Regions from separate parts of the Homo sapiens genome. Here region 2 is linked to region 1. Evidence: read pairs that join two places in POLR2A ChIA-PET (ENCODE). Cell type or tissue: CD4-positive, alpha-beta T cell. All regions are shown on one strand. Each heading gives the region's core, and the rest is flanking DNA. Links, peaks and the distances in the headings are about the cores only. Region 1 overlaps TBL1XR1 (TBL1X/Y related 1). Region 2 has its middle 4.3 kb from the start of TBL1XR1.

Region 1 (2,920 bases), core at 229-2,728:
TTTTAGGAAAGGTGTGTGGAAAATGGAAAAAGAGCAAAGGGAGATAGAAGCAATAATAAGGTAATTAGGGATAATCAAGAACAAAGTAAATGGGCTATCAAATTCTGAGATGGCTCTAAGAATGATGGTTAGAGAAATCTATATAGAAAATAATATATAGAGATATATAGAACCTAGGACCAACATGACTTGAATAGTGAGGAAATACAGATGACAGCTTTCTGCAAAAAGCTAAGAAAAAGGGTAGGGCGGCCGGGCACCATGGCTCACGCTCACGCCTGTAATCCCAGCATTTTGGGAGGCCGAGGCGGGCAGATCACGAGGTCAGCAGTTCAAGACAAGCCTGGCCAAAATGGCGAAACCCCATCTCTACTAAAAATACAAAAATTAGCCGGGCGTGGTGGTGGGTGCCTGTAATCCCAGTTTAAACCCAGGAGGCGGACGTTGCAGTGAGCTGAGATCGCGCCATTGCACTCCAGCCTGGGCAACAATAGGAAGACTGTTGAAAAAAAAGGTGGGCCTTGAATTAGTCAAGTACTTGGCTCTGGGGAAATTAATGAGAAGATAGATCTGGGAGTGAAAAGTAAAAAGCATAATCTAAAGTGAATGTAGCAACTTAAAAGGTTCCGTGGACTGAAAAAGAAGGGTGACAGCTGGGAGCATCTTTGGAAGAAGTTTTCAACATAGCCAGGCTGAATAATCTAAACTTCTAATTTGCTATAATCATAGTTAATTTATTTCTCATTCACTCATACTGTTACCCATTTGAATCAACTTGGAACAAATTGTATTCAGTAGTAGTATTTAGGACAAAAGAGTACAGTTTCTTGCTCTTGTGCCCCAGGCTGGAGTGCGATGGCGCTATCTTGGCTCACTGCAACTTCCACCTCCCAGGTTCAAGTGATTCTCCTGCCTCAGCCTCCTGAGTAGCTGGGATTACGGGTGCCTGCCACCACGCCCGGCTGATTTTTGTATTTTTAGTAGAGACAGGGTTTCACCGTGGTGGCCAGGTTGGTCTCAAACTTCTGAACTCAGGTGATCTGCTGCCTTGGGCTGGGATTACAGGTGTGAGCCACCGTGCCCGTCTGGGAAAATTCTTTTTATCCTTGGGTGATGAAAAATTAGTCTGATATTTCACAGTGGCTGAGACAGAGCATATGCCTCAGGTGTTCTGGAGGACAGCTGATTTCACACTCAGCCTGTTTTTCATTTTATTGTGTAAACCAGTGGTCCCCAACCTTTTTGGCACCAGGGACCAGTTTTATGGAAGACAGTTTTTCCACGGACAGAGGGTAGGCGGGTGGTTTCATCAGGCATTAGTTAGATTCTCATAAGGAGCGTACAGTCTAAGTCCCTCAAATGTGCAGTTCACAATAGGGTTCACGCTCCTGTGAGAATCTAATGCTGTAGCTGATCTGATAGGAGATGGAACTCAGGTGGTAATGCTGGCCCCACTGCCGTGGACTGGTGCCCACAGCTGCAGCCGGGGGTTGGGGACCCCCATCATCAACTAAGAAAATCAAATGCAACTGTTTTTAATACTGCTTTTGATACACACTGGTAATGTTAAGCTATACTGAAACATAAATACTTGAAAAATACTTCATCAGGAGAGGTGGTTCAATGTGAAAAATGTGTGGCTCTCAGTCACAGATTTGGCTTTCTTCCCAGCTTTGCTTTTATATACCACTGTGGCCCTTCACAAGTGACTCAACTTTCTCTTCACCACAGCGGTGCTATCTATAAAATAAAGGAGTTGAACAGCATGTTTAAAGTGTCTGATTCTGTGATTCTATGTGTTTTTATTATTACTGGCTTTTCTGAGCTACCTCAGAAACAAGTATATTATGTATAGTTATAACCTTATTTGTAAGAAAGAATGTTTTAAGTTTTGAACAACTCACCTTCCAATACAGTGAGGTCCGATCTCAGATTCTCACATGTTCCAGTTTGTGTCTTACTTTTTAAATGAAGGTAAAATAAAAAGCTTTGTGACTGTTTCTCCTTATTAATACCTCACTCTATTACCTTCCAGGCTTACCTTAACTGGAATTATGTCAGCGTCCTTAGATAATTACTTTCTGTTAGAGCCTGCTCAGCTGCATGGCACCTAAACAGAGGCCTACACAGGACATATTTTTCCACACACAAGGTCATTTTGGGAGTTGAGGTTAGTCAGGTAGAGCTGGGAATACTACCAAGAAATGGTAAGAAACATTCTACAACATCAAACTATGTGACATGGAAAAACAGTACCTGAATCTGAGGACTTCAAAGAGACATCGTATTTTGTTTTGTTTTCCTAGGTAACTCAGTCTGTAGTTGCTGAAAGAGGAGGAAAGGATTAGACACTGGTCAGTTTTCAGTTTTAGTGACCTGATAGCTTTTGGTCTCTGGATTTGGCATGCATGAAGGCATCCATCCTGCTTGGAGCATTTCATAGTAGCTGCACATTCCTGTTGTCTGGCTTATTTTGCCGAGTTTTAAGGAATTGAGGACTCTGTACTCTGTTCAAATATCAACTTCTTTGACACCACACTGTTTGCTCCTCTGTTGTATTCTTGAATACCATTCCATATGTCTCTCTAAGGCCAGTTTGTTAATTTAAAAAAATCTTCCTTACTACCGGGCTTTTCAGTTTCTGGGGAAGACAATTAAGAAGGTGCATTTGGCTCTTGGTTGACAACATCTTGATTGTTCTGAAAACAACCCTTTTTGACACTAAATTCTAGTTTGATACTCTTGTTTGGAATCAGATAAGAGAAAAAACGGGACTTTGTGGTTTAAATATTGAATAAATTGTATAGTATGCTACATATGGCATGTTCTCAAAGTAGATAATCTGGGATAACAAATATATTAATACCCACTTTAAGATTTATTTAAATTGACGTTTCCTTAGTTATATTAGAATAATTTT
Region 2 (2,920 bases), core at 222-2,721, 50 kb before region 1:
CAAAACGGACCAATCAGCGCTCTGTAAAACAGACCAATCAGCTCTCTATAAAATGGACCAATCAGCAGGCTATGGGTGGGGCCAGATGAGGGAATAAAAGTAGGCTGCCGGAGCCAGCAGTGGCAACCTGTTTGGGTCCCCTTCCATACTGTGGAAGCTTTGTTCTTTAGCTCTTTGCAGTAAATCTTGCTGCTGCTCACTGTTTGGGTCTGCACTACCTTTATGAGCTGTAACACTCACCACGAAGGTCTGCAGCTTCACTTCTGAGGCCAAGGAGACCACGAACCCACCAGAAGGAAAAAACTCCAAACATGTCTGAACATCAGAAGGAACAAACTCTGGACACACCACCTTTAAGAACCGTAACACTCACCGTGAGGGTCCACGACTTCATTCTTGAAGTCAGCGGGACCAAGAACCCACCAATTTTGGACACAAATACCACTGCACTAGAGTCTGGGTGACAAAAAGACTCTGCCTAAAACACAATACAATAAAATAACATATATACCCATTATCCCACTTTATTTTATTTAAGCTTGGTTGTCTTTTACCTACCTTCCTAGAAGCTAGGTGTGGTCATAAGACCAAGCACTGGTTAATGGAATATTAGAGGAAGTGATAAATGCAACTGCCAGGATGTGTCCTGAAAGGAAAGGCCTAGCCCTCTATTTCTTCTGTTTTCTTTTCCAATGGCTGGAATTTGAAAATGATGGCAGGAGCAAGAAAAACCATTTTAGACCAGTGGATGGAAGATATATGTTGAGATAGAACAATCTAGGTCTTTGACATCTTACTCCAGAATGACAGTCACATAAGATAATACGCTTTCATCTTGTTTAAGCCATTTTTATATTCCTTTTTTTTTTTTTAACAGTGGTCAAACAATAGCCTAATACAGACATATTTTTTGAAAGTCTGTGTGTACTCCCAACCCTCACCCAACGTGGGATGTAAGCCCTGTGAAGAGTAGGGGCTGTTTTTGGTTTACTGAGACAGTGCCTGGCACACTAAACATTCAATAAACATTGAATGAATAGCAAAACCATCAATATAATACTAGGCCTTGAGTGCTTCCCTGAGAAAGTATGTGGCTGGTCAGTATAAGTAAGTGATTGTACAGCAACATGCTGTGTGTGTGGTTGGTTTTCTGTTTTGACTGAATCACAATCGCAGGATACAACCTGCTATTTTCATTATCTGAGAGGCATAAATACTTGTAAGATAGTTGTATGTTTCTTTTGCAATTTAAATGAAGACTCTCAAGTAAAGTTTATTGTTGTAATGAAATTGGGTCATAGAAGCATGGAAAACTGTGACAAGGTTCACACTGATGAGGAAAGGTCACAAGCAACACGCTATGCACTGAAGGAGAAAAGCAGCTTGTGTACTGACATCTTGAGATGTGTGGTTGGCATGTGCCTCATCTCGGAAGAACCACAAAGAATTGCACAAGGTAAGTCAAAATGAAACGGAAACATCACAGAGTATCAGCAAGACGCCTGGGGGTAAACGCTACAGACGTAAAGCCACTGAATTCCAGGGTGAGTAAAGAATATAAAATGAGTTATAGCACTAGGAGAATATTTTTGGTATCAAATGTCTTTTTTATACAATTAAGTTTGTTTTGAATACTTTATGTAGATGAGCTAATGTAAACAATTTAAAACATCATGATGATTTAAAAATATATATAGTAATGAGACCCTGTAGTCCTGGGATTGAAGCAGTTTCAATTTAAAATGTTCCATGTCTTTAGCGATGAAAGTTGCAAATGTGTAGGCTATCTTGCCATGCCACACTCCTCTCGGAAAAATATTACTGAAATAAAACAAGTCAGGATTTGTTTTTTTTTTTTTTTTTTTTTTGAGATGTAATCTCACTCTGTCACCCGCCCAGGCTGGAGTGCAATGGCAAGATCTCGGCTCACTGCAACCTCCCCCTCTCGGTTTCAAGCCATTCTTCTGCCTCAGCCTCCTGAGTAGCTAGGATTACAGGCATGTGCCACCACGCTCAGCTAATTTTTGAATTTTTAGTAGAGACGGGGTTTCACCATGTTGGTCAGGCTGGTCTCGAACTCCCGACCTCGTGATCCGCCCGCCTCGGCCTCCCAAAGTGCTGGGATTACAGGTGTGAGCCACTGCACCCGGCAAAACAAGTCAGGATTTGTTTAGCCATTTTACAATATATAGTAACTTCTGATAACAGTTACTGGTATGAGGTTTCTCTTCATTGAGTAATTAGCTAGAAAATTCAAGAGAGAACTTTTTTTTTTTGAGACGGAGTCTCACTCTGTCGCCTAGGCTGGAGTGCAGTGGCACTATCTCGGCTCACTGCAACCTCCGCCTCCAGGGTTCAAGCGATTCTCCTGCCTCAGCCTCCCAAGTAGCTGCGATTACAGGCACCCGCCACCACGCCCGACTAATATTTTGTATTTTTAGTACAGACGAGGTTTCACCATGTTGGCCAGGCTGGTCTTGAACTCCCGACCTCAAGTGATCTGCCCACCTCAGCCTCCCAAAATGCTAGGATTACAGGCGTGAACCACCACACCCAGCGGAGAACTTAATGTGTTCCTTTGCTTTACAATTTCTTAGTAATACAGTAATATCTCCTTTCTAGAAACACATTAACATTTAATTCAAAGTGTAATGGGAGTGTTAGATTAGGACAAAGTACTGAATATTAGTAACAATAGTTCCTTCTTTGTCCTTTCCTCACCCAGTGAGTCTAATCATTGCTTGTATTTTGGTGCAGCCCTGATCCTTTATGCTGGATATGTTGGGACAGCTAGAGGGCGAGGCGACAATACATATGACCTTTGAGTGATGGTTTATTTCTCTGAGTATTTAACATTGAAGCCACACTGTTGTTTCAGATAGTTTCCAGAATATAAAAATCAAAGGGATCAAAATATGAT

The links. Peaks named below come from ENCODE experiments on the same cell type or tissue, not always from the same donor. Only the 100,000 strongest peaks of a DNase experiment are listed, where the experiment ranks them.
Region 2: POLR2A ChIA-PET joins it to region 1 with 5 read pairs; 15 of 35 experiments call an interaction of 5 or more read pairs at or near these places.

What each region holds. Positions count from the first base shown.
Region 1 is chr3:177,149,921-177,152,840 of GRCh38, reverse strand. The region is part of intron 1 of TBL1XR1 (TBL1X/Y related 1); the gene reads left to right. Among named protein-coding and RNA genes, the nearest start is that of TBL1XR1, 46 kb to the left of the region's middle. RefSeq lists enhancers at 1-316, 1,447-1,496. In CD4-positive, alpha-beta T cell, for the core only: no CTCF peak of the experiment used is centred there; a DNase peak (open chromatin) is centred at 1,680.
Region 2 is chr3:177,200,363-177,203,282 of GRCh38, reverse strand. It overlaps a transcript of TBL1XR1 not described here. Among named protein-coding and RNA genes, the nearest start is that of TBL1XR1, 4.3 kb to the right of the region's middle. In CD4-positive, alpha-beta T cell, for the core only: no CTCF peak of the experiment used is centred there; DNase peaks (open chromatin) are centred at 1,432 and 1,922; H3K4me3 peaks cover 1,046 bases; H3K27ac peaks cover 1,298 bases.